Linked DNA regions of Homo sapiens: region 1 is linked to region 2. The links are chromatin contacts, found by Hi-C or POLR2A ChIA-PET in ENCODE. All regions are on one chromosome and are shown on one strand. The core of a region is the stretch at or near the end of the contact, and the rest is flanking DNA. Distances in the headings are between cores, read along the strand shown. Region 1 overlaps IFNGR2 (interferon gamma receptor 2). Region 2 has its middle 27 kb from the start of IFNAR2.

Region 1 (4,538 bases), core at 419-2,918, 220 kb after region 2:
GCCTGTTTTCATTGTCCTCTTCAAGACCTGTTTTTCCACTCGGTTTGCTGAGACCTCCCTCCGCCAGGCTGATCTGAAGGGCCAGCCATCCTTTGATGTCACTCTGTGTCCCTTGTGTGGGGTTGAGACTTTGCCGGTGCCCTGCTTACGATGCCTTTGCCACGCTCTGTAGTTTGGAGGAGGTTTTAGTGGGCCTGGTTCTCCATGAGGAATCCACAACTACAGCCTGCAAGGCTTAACTGTATAAATGTTTGAACAGTTTGTGAAAAGGGCACATGCGAAATCGGGGGGAAACAGAGGGAGAAAGAGCTTTCCAGAGAGCAGTACCAGCAGGTATGAGAAGGCGTGGCATACGTGGAGAACTGCAGGTGCTTAGATTGGTCAGAAATGCAATCCACAAGGGGCTGTGGCAGGTGCTCACGTTGACAGAGGTGCATGACATCAGAGCGGCCTGGTCAGCCTCGGGGAGTATAGGAAAAAGCATCATGGTCTTGAAGCATCTCCAGTGCCTAAATTATCCTAGCTGCATTTAAGGAGGTTCTGTTATCTATGGGAACTTCATGATTTCCTAAATTCAACATTATGATGGTTTTTGATAATAAGAGCTTACATTTATTGAGAGCTTCCTTTGTGTTTGGCTCTGGGCCAGAATTTTAGATACTTCATCTCATTTCATCTTTTTTTTTTTTTTTTTTTTGAGCTGGAGTTTCGCTCTTGATGCCCAGCTAGTTTTTGTATTTTTAGTAGAGACAGGGTTTTTACCACGTTGGTCAGGCTGGTCTCAGACTCCTGACCTCAGGTGATCTGCCCACCTTGGCCACCCAAAGTGCTGGGATTACAGGCATGAGCCACCGTGCCCGGCCCATTTCATCTTTATACTAATCCGTTTGCAGAGAGAGAATCCAAGTCGTTAAGTGGCTTGCCTCAGGTCAGCAGCGAATCACTGGCAGAGCAGAGCAGAGCAGAGATGCCTAGCTTCAGAGCCCTGCTCTTGACCACCATCTTTTTCTGCCACACGCTTTGTATCTGCACTTCTCCTTCATTTTTTTTTTTTTTTTAATTATTGTTCTTTTTTTGAGACAGTCTCACTGTCGCCCAGGCTAGAGTACTGTGGTACCATCTTGGCTCACTGCAACCTCTACCTCCCCGGCTCAAGCAGTCCACCCACTTCAGCCACCCGAGTAGCTGGAACTACAGGCCTGTGCCAACCACACCTGGCTAATATTTTTAAATTTTTTTTTATAGAGATGGGGTTTTGCCATGTTGCCCAGGCTGGTCTCGAACTCCTGGTCTCAAGCGATCTGCCCACCTCAGTCTCCAAAAGTGCTGAGGTTACAGGCATGAGCCCGTTCCCAGCCTCCTCTTCATTTCATTATGGGGAATATGAAACTGGGAAGAGTGAGACTCACTGAAAAACAGACTTAGCATCTAGGAAATAGGGAAAAATCATTTCTCCATATCAGAGCTCAAGATCTGGGTCGATTAGAATAGAGGGAGCCTGGCAGAATCCAGAAGAGAGACTCTGCCTCTTCCAAGTCTGTCCTCTCCAACTGGATACGGTGCCGGAAATGCAAGAGATAGGATGGGCCCTCTGGCCACGCTTTTCTCCACCCTTTGGTTGCTTTCTTCACTCGAGGGCACCGTGTTGCCATGCTCCCTCCCCAAGGGCCCGCCCATACTTTTGTTTTTTTAGGATGGAGTCCATCCACTTCTCTGCACTGAGTCAGCCCCCAGAGGGCGAGTTGCCACTTGTATCCTAGAGCTGGGCAGGGCTGCCCAGCACTGGAGAACTCAGCTCCAGGACCCTGGGGCCAGCCTTGTTGAGCAGCAAGCTCTAATGAAGAGCACACAGAACAGGCTTCCACTGCCTGGGACCCGCTTAGCACCATGTCACTTAGCCTCTCTGGGCTGCAGCTTCCTCGTGTATAAAATGAAACAACTGAGCTATAAGCTGGAGCCTGTGAAGAGGAGCAGCCGTGAGGGCCCCCAAGTCCCTTTCCTCCATTTGACCAGAGCATCTGTACTTGGCTTCCATGATCAAAAGGTTCAAGGATGAAAATGACTCTGAAAGCCACCAATGTGATCTTTGTTCCAGCTGTGAGTCTGTGTGTTAGGGTCCCCAAGACCCACCCTAGATCGCTCAAAGGACTCCCAGGACTCAGCACAGAGTCACACTCTGATTTCGTTTTGAGACAGAATTTCACTCTGTCTCCCAGGGTAGAGTGCAGTGCCACAATCTCGGCTCACGGGTTCAAGAGATTTTCCTGTCTCAGCCTCCACATCTGTGCCTGGCCCATACTCTGATTTTTTATAGCAAAAGGATGCAAAGCAAAATCGGCAAAGGGAAGAGGCACATGGAGGAAAGTCCGCAGGTGTCCAGGGGTAGGCTTCCAGGAGCCCTTCCTGAGCTGAGTCACGCAGGATACACTTCATTGCTCCACCAGCAAGCTGTGACTGCACATGTGAACTGTTGTCTGCCAGGGAGGCTTATGAGAGACCCAGCGCCCAGGGCTTTTTCTGGGGGCTGGCCACATACGCACCCTCTGTGTAGCGTATGCCAAAATTCCGACTCCCAGAAGGAAAACAGATGTTCCTCATAAAGAAAACACATTGTGCAAACAGTGTAGGGACGGTAAGCCACCTTACCAGTTTGGGAATGGGAGGGATAAACTTGAAATCCAAATTCCCAGGCTGGGCGCGGTGGCTTACGCCTGTAATCCCAGCACTTTGGGAGGCCGAGGCAGGCAGATCACTTGAGGTCAGGGGTTCGAGACAGGCCTGGCTAGCATGGTGAAAACCCATCTCTACTAAAAATACAAAAATTAGCCAGGCGTGGTGGTGGGCACCTGTGATCCCAGTTACTCAGGAGGCTGAGGCAGGAGAATTGCTTGAACCTGGGAGGCAGAGGTTGCAGTGAGTCGAGATCACACTACTGCACTCCAGCCTGGGCAACGGAGCAAGACTCCGTCTCAAAAAACAAACAAACAAAAAACGCACACAAATTCCCAGATGTCAGCTAAGGGTTGACCTGGAAATCAGGCCCTTCAAAGGGCATTAGTGTTAGGCCTGTTACGTTAGCTCTTCTGCAGTCTGTGACTCTAAATTTTAGGAATTCCAATTGAATGCTGAAATAAACCCAAAGGGAATTTTTGTCCTTAAAATCGTGTCTTCCTCTGCCCTGGCAGTCCAACACCATTAAACAGAAGAAAAGAAAATGTAAAACCATCAAGTAATACTATTATTCATAGATCATACAATTACTTTTATATTTTTATTTTTTAATTTTAATTTTTCAGAGACAATTTCACTCTGTCACCCAGGCTGGAGTGCAGTGGTGCAGTCATAGCTCACTGTAGCCTCCAATTCACAGGCTCAAGCCATCCTCCCACTTTGGCCTTCCGAGTAGCTGGGACTTATAGGCATGCACCACCATGACCAGCTTATTTTTTTATTATTATTTTCTGTAGAGACGGAGGGAGGGGGTCTCACTATGTTACCCAAGCTCAAACTCCTGGACTCAAGTGATCCTCCCACCTCAGCCTCCCAAAGTGCTGGAATTACAGGCATGAGCCACCATGCCTGGCCTATTTTTGTATTTTAAAAAATAACAACATGTTCTGTATTTGAATAATCTGCCTTTTTTCAGTTAACAATTTAGCAGCCTTGTCTTCCCATGTTTTCAAGCATATGTTATACCACCATTTCATGTGGCTGTAGTGGATTATATTGTATCTCAAAATTAGAAAACAGTTCTTTGCAAGAAACCCTATACTGCCATAATAGGGTATCGCTGTTTTCCACTTTGGTATGGGACAATGACAGCCTTGCCAGGACAACAGGAGCCATTGCCTGGAAGACCAGGTGGGGAGGCAGCAAGGCCTGCTCAAGGCAGCAGAGGGATGCGCAGAGGAGACACAGAACCTTCCTAGAGTCTAGGGTCCAGTTGTCTCCTGATGACATAAATCCTTAAGGTCATTTTAGCTGAAACTATAGGAGGCTCAAGCACATTTCGGTCAAACTAGAAGCAGGTTGGGAATGAAAGGAACATTATTTCCCAGAATAATTTTTTCTCTGTTGACTAACTTGAGGTATCTAGATTAACCGTGAGATACAAAATGTTGGCCAGGCGCGGTGGCTCACGCCTATAATCCCAGCACTTTGGGAGGCCGAGGCAGGTGGATCACCTGAGATCAGGAGCTCGAGACCAGCCTGGGCAACATGGTGAAACCCTGTTTCTACTAAAAATACAAAAATGAGCCAGACATGATGGTGGGTGTCTATAATCCCAACTACTCAGGAGTTGGAGGCAGGAGAATTGCTTGAACCTGGGAGGCGGAGGTTGCAGTGAGCCGAGGTCGCACCATTGCGGTCCAGCCTGGTGACAGAGCGAAACTCCATCTCAAAAAAAAAAAGAAATACAAAATGTTTGTTTTGAGATGGAGTCTTGCTCTTCATCCAGGCTGGCGCAATCTCAGCTCACTGCACCCTCTGCCTCCTGGTCCAAGTGATTCTCCTCCCTCAGCCTCCCATGTAGCTGG
Region 2 (5,405 bases), core at 2,021-4,520:
GCAGCCATCTGCAGAGGCCACCAAATGGAGAATGGCAAATGTTAAGGACAAGATAGTGGAGCCATTCCAGACATCTTTGAAACCAGTCTTATAGACTCTCCTCCCTCTGATTCCCCCCTCTCCTGTCCCAACTTTACACACCCAAGGCCTGGCAGTTCTGCTGATTGGCTAGCCTGGATTTGCACAGAGAACAACTCACTGGACCAGATGTGCTTCATCAACCCCACGGTTAGACAATAGCATTCTGACTACAGTGGCGCATCCTCAGCCTCCCCAGGCAAACAGATTCTTGTCCCATACATCCCTTACTTACAGCCTTGGAGCTGGGATGATGGCGGTTACCCTTATCATGCTAACTGGCTTATAGACCCACTACAGACCTCACCCTGCTGTCTCAAAATGTAATCTACCCATATCTGAAGGGTTGTCTTAAGGATGCATGAATGTATCTAAATAATTATCAATGATGCTTGTTTGCAATAAAGTGATTATCTTGCTCTACAATCACTTTATTGCAAACAAACATCATTAGAAAAATATTGTTATAACCTTCTTTACAAAATCATGTATAAGAGATTTCATGCAAAATAGACCATGACCACTGCCATTATAGTAGATGGGACCCAGAAAGAACAGCCCTTTGCTTAAAGTAGGATTCTATGTGCACTCACTTTACCATAAGATTACTGTGACTTGCTGAGTGTACCAGGATGTTAGAGGTGTAATTTAATTTCTCAAAGAGATTGAAAGCCAGTGCCTGGGTTCAAAAGGCGAGGAGGCTTGCTCCTTTCTTTTCTTTTCCTTTTTTTTTTATTATTTTCTTTTCTTTTTTGAATAGGGTCTCGCTCTGTCACCCAGGCTGGAGTATAGTGGCACGATCATGGCTCACTGCAGCCTCAACCTCCCGGGCTCAAATGATCCTTCCACCTCAGCCTCCCGAGTAGCTGGGACTACAGGTGCACACCACCATGCCAGGCTAATTTTTAAATTTTTTTGTAGAGACCCCCAGGGGTCTCCCTATGTTGCCCAGGCTGGCCTCAAACTCTTGGGCTCAAGCCATCCTCCCGCCTCAGCCTCCCTAAGTGCTGGGATTACAGGCGTGAGCCACAACTCCTGGCCAATGCAAAGCTTTCCACACCCCTCTGGGTTGGGGGATAGGGGCAGGTCTAATGAAACAGCAGGTAGTTCTGAATTAACACTGAATCTCTCAGCCATTGATTCGAGACTGCAGAAGTCAGCAGGGGCCTTTCCCTTTGGAGATGGAAGTGCCATTGGCTCAGCCCCTTTAATATACGACCCAAGATGTCAACTCATGGACCCTGCATCCTGTCTTTGGATCTCCCCATTTACACTATTGTAACCTCAGGACTTCTTCAAGTCTGCCAGAGGAATCCACTCACACAAAAGAAGCACTGTGGGCTCCTTGGAAAGTATGGTAGAGAGGCAGGGTGGGGTGTGGCTCAGTAATTACGGCACATACTCCACAGCAAATGACCTCACAATAGTGCTTTGGCATTTCTGTTCCCCACACCCCTTTCCCGATGCCCTCCCTCAGGGGGCAGAAGTTTGTGCTCTCTCTGTCTCTCTCCCTCTCTCCTTTGCCACCCAGTGCCCACCCTCACTGCAGCCCTCTCCTAACCCCTCAATCCCACACCCCACGCTGCCTCTAACCCACTCAGTGCCATGGTGGGCATCTATCTGTAGGGAACTCCAGCTCCCTCCAGCCCCTATGCCACCTGTCATTTCCAATCCTTTCTAGCAGCTCCCCTGAACCCTCTCTTTAATAAGATCTACCCTTTTTAAAAATCATATTTTAATTGTAATTTTAAGTTTCAAAATGTCCATTCTCTTAACAATCTTAACCAATTCTCATTGAATGCCTTCTGCATTGTGGTCACAAAAGGGGCTCTGGAACCAGACGTTGGGGTTAGAATCCTGGATTCGCCACTTACTGTGTGACTTTGGGCAAGTTATTTAACCTCTCTGGGCCTCTATTTTCTTGTCCACAATATAGGGAAGGTGATAATAGTAGCTGACTCTTAGGGTTGGTGTGAGAGAATGAGTCACTGAATTCGTGGCTGGAAGGCACGAACAGCGGTGCCCAGCATGGAGCGAGTTCAGTAATGTTAGATGCCACCGTGTGGAGGCACCAGAGGGACCCAATAAACACACACAGAGGGACAAGCAAACCCGCAGTACCGGGTCGCAATGTCACGATGGTGGAAATGCAGGGTACTGTGGGCTTTATTGGAGGGTCACCTAACCCACACTGGGGTGTGAGATCGCATCACCAACCCCAACAGACTCGGGGCTGTGTTGGGGTGGGGGGTGCCGAAGTTCTAGCCTCGGGGTCAAGCCACTTCTGATCACAATCCAATTCACCCACATCACACACACCATGGCACACACATCATACACACACATACACACCATGCAAACATCACATACACACATAACACACAAATACCACATCCACCACCCACACAGCACACACACATACCACATACCCCACAGCCCCCCGACAATAACACCATATGCACACCACACACATACACACACACACACACACACACACACAAAACAGGTCACTACTTCCCTCCTATGTACTATGTGCCCTGCTATTTTCTATTCTGTTCCATTTCATGCCATTTCTTCTTAGTAGGACTCACTGAATTGATTTCAGGACCCACTAATAGGCCTGAGCAGGGGTTCAGAAAACACTGACTTGGAGGGAGGCAAAGGAAACCCTTAAACGTCTGTGAAATGGAGCTTTGACCTGTGGTCTGCCCTTGACCTCTAAGTGGGGTAAGCCTCACACTAGGGGTGCCCTGTCCTGAGACATAGCCATAGCAGTAGGCCACCTTACTATTGGGCTGCCCTGGCCAAGAATGGGAGAAGCAGAGCCTCGTCACCAGCTGGGACAAGGGCAGCCCGAGGAGAGACCCTTTCACAGTGTCGGCACAGCTCCGTTTGACCTAAGAAGTAACCTCACTGGTTTTTGTTTCTAATCACCCCTTCATTTCACAATGGCCTGCAGGTTTCTTTTGCCGCCTTCTAAAATCAATGTTTTCCAAAGTACAGCTGAGTCATGACACATCAAATTAGTGAGTCTCAGACAACATTTTTTAAAAAAGAAAAAGAAAGGCATGGGATAGGATAGGATAGGATAAAGTAGAGCATGTGGCACAAGGATAAGTGCTGATGTGGGTGTGGGTGTGTGTGTGTGTGTGTGTGTGTCTGTGTGTTGGGCTTCAACTTTCTTCAACTGTCAACCCTGCTATTAATAGGTGAAGCTATAAACACAGGGCAAAATCCATCATATCTGGTGATTCATACACAGAAGTACAGAGTGGAGCAACTTGAGACATTACAGGCTGAAAAATACACACTTGAAGTCCACAGCCCATGACTGAATCTGCTAGATGATGACTCGGTGGTTGCTGAGGAATTTAATCATCTGGACCATGTCCTTCCCTAGTTAATTTTCAACCCAGATGATCATATCTCCTGTTCCGGGCAGACACATTTCTGGCGCTAAGACCAGGGCCCCTATTCAGCCTTAGTGGATAATTCAACCTCCTGAGAGGCACTGCAGAAGCACCTGGGCCAAGATTGCTTTCCTCTTCTACGCCTATCCCAGGAATGTGGCCACTGCTCAAAATGTGGGAATTCCCTTCCAGAATTCCCCTTGAAGCTGCTGCACGCTTCTTAGACCACGTCTGAGCAATGCCTGCATCACTAGAATATTTGGCCTCAGTTGGGTTTGTTTCTTTAAAAAAAAAAAAAAAAAAAAAAAAAAAAAAAAAAAGGTTTTTTCCTCAACTAAGACTTAAGACAAGGGGGTCTTAATTTGATTATTTTTTTCTGTTTTATATGATTTCTATGAAAACTACAACAAAATAAAGTTAATTCTATTTAAGTGACTTTTTAATGAATTGCCTTTGTTAGAAAAAAAATTAAGTGTTTTTGTCTCACTCTGTCACCCAGGCTGGAGCACAGTGGTGTGATCATGGCTTACTGCAGCCATGACCTCCCGGGCTCAGGTGATCCTCCCACCTCAGCTTCCCAAATAGATGGGACTACAGTTGTGTGCCACAACGCCTGGCTAATTTTTGTATTTTTTTGTAGAGACAGGGTCTCACCAGGTTGCCCAGGCTGATCTTGAACTCCTTGGCTCAAGCGATCCACCCACCTCAGCCTCCCTGAGTGCTGGGATTACAGGCATGAGCCAGCGCACCCAGCCAGAATTACATTTTTTTAAATGGTACTGTCCTAGAAAATCCAGGATGTGCAGTGATCACGTATGAATGCATGGACCTGCACACACAGGAGTGAACAAAAGACCCACCCCTGCCAGGTCACCACTCATATCTCACCCCAGCCCACGCTAGCTCACACTCCTCCCCACACACCACTGACCTCATCATTGCTAGGTACCCACTTGACTTCTCAACAGGTTCAAGACAATTGGCCTTCCTCGTCTCTTCTAGAAACACCCTCTTTTCTGGGCTTTGTGTAACACCTGGTCTTTCTCCCCTCTCTGGCCACTTCTCAGCTTTTCTTTTTCTTTCTTTCTTTTTTTTTTTTTTTTTTTTGCCACTTCCTCTTCCTCTACATCAAGCTTGTCCAACCCACAGCCCAGGACAGCTTTGAATGCAGCCTAACACAAATTCGTAAGCTTTCTTAAAACATTATGAGATGTGTGTGTGTGTGTGTGTGTGTGTGTGTGTGTGTGTGTGTGTGTGTGTTTAGCTCATCAGCTATCGTTATTGTTAGTGTATTTTATGTGTGGCCCAAGACATTTCTTCTTCCAGTGTGGCCCAGGGAAGCCAAAAGATTGGACACCCCTGCTCTACAACATCTCAATATAGGCCTTTTTCATGTTTCATTCTAGATTCTCTCTCTAGACTACAAGTTCTTAAGGGGAAGTGGCATTGGGAAATGTGTGAAGGTGGCTTTGGTTGTCACAACAGCAGCGTGGATGCTGTGTTACTAGTGTTCAGTGGATGGCGGCAGAGGGACCAAACAGAAGGCAGTATCACCAAAGAACTGTCCATCCTCGCATGCCAATACCCACACTCCATAGAGAAACACTGCAATGGCATCCACTCCCACAGATTCGGTTACCATTTGCCAGCCAAGGCCTGCCCAGCCAGACCTCTCGTCTGAGCACTGGTATTCCCCTTAGACATCTAACAGGCACATCAGAGTCAACGTGTCCAAAGCCAACTCATCATCTTCTCTGTAAATCTGCTTCTTCTCCAAGATGTCCTTCCTCTATGCTCACCATCACCATGAAGCCAGGTATTTAAGCAAAGGGAGTCATCTATATAAAGCCAATCCTCCGTATTCATGGGGGATTGTTTCCAGGCCCCCAGGGATACCAAAATCCACAGATGCCCAAG

What was found. A loop is a pair of places that touch in the nucleus more often than their neighbours do. ChIA-PET counts read pairs that join two places held with the same protein, here RNA polymerase II (POLR2A). Pooled maps may share reads with other maps.
Region 1: a loop to region 2 is called in a map of PC-3, with 4 times the contacts of the local background. The contact joins two enhancer-like sites. A Hi-C loop is called at or near these places in 6 of 168 maps with a recorded cell type or tissue (MCF 10A, PC-3, posterior cingulate gyrus and 3 more), 16 of 37 single-sample maps with no recorded cell type and 8 of 50 pooled maps. POLR2A ChIA-PET finds 5 or more read pairs at or near these places in 13 of 52 experiments (AG04450, B cell, BJ and 10 more).

Annotation. Positions count from the first base shown.
Region 1 is chr21:33,427,168-33,431,705 of GRCh38, forward strand. The region is part of intron 4 of IFNGR2 (interferon gamma receptor 2); the gene reads left to right. Among named protein-coding and RNA genes, the nearest start is that of IFNGR2, 26 kb to the left of the region's middle. Within about 2 kb of position 1,669, at least 10 of the 41 ENCODE cell types and tissues checked have a DNase peak (open chromatin) inside an H3K27ac peak, as active enhancers do; they include PC-3, where a contact is called at or near this core.
Region 2 is chr21:33,200,686-33,206,090 of GRCh38, forward strand. No RefSeq gene overlaps it. Among named protein-coding and RNA genes, the nearest start is that of IFNAR2, 27 kb to the right of the region's middle. RefSeq lists a silencer at 4,954-5,013. Within about 2 kb of position 3,271, at least 15 of the 41 ENCODE cell types and tissues checked have a DNase peak (open chromatin) inside an H3K27ac peak, as active enhancers do; they include PC-3, where a contact is called at or near this core.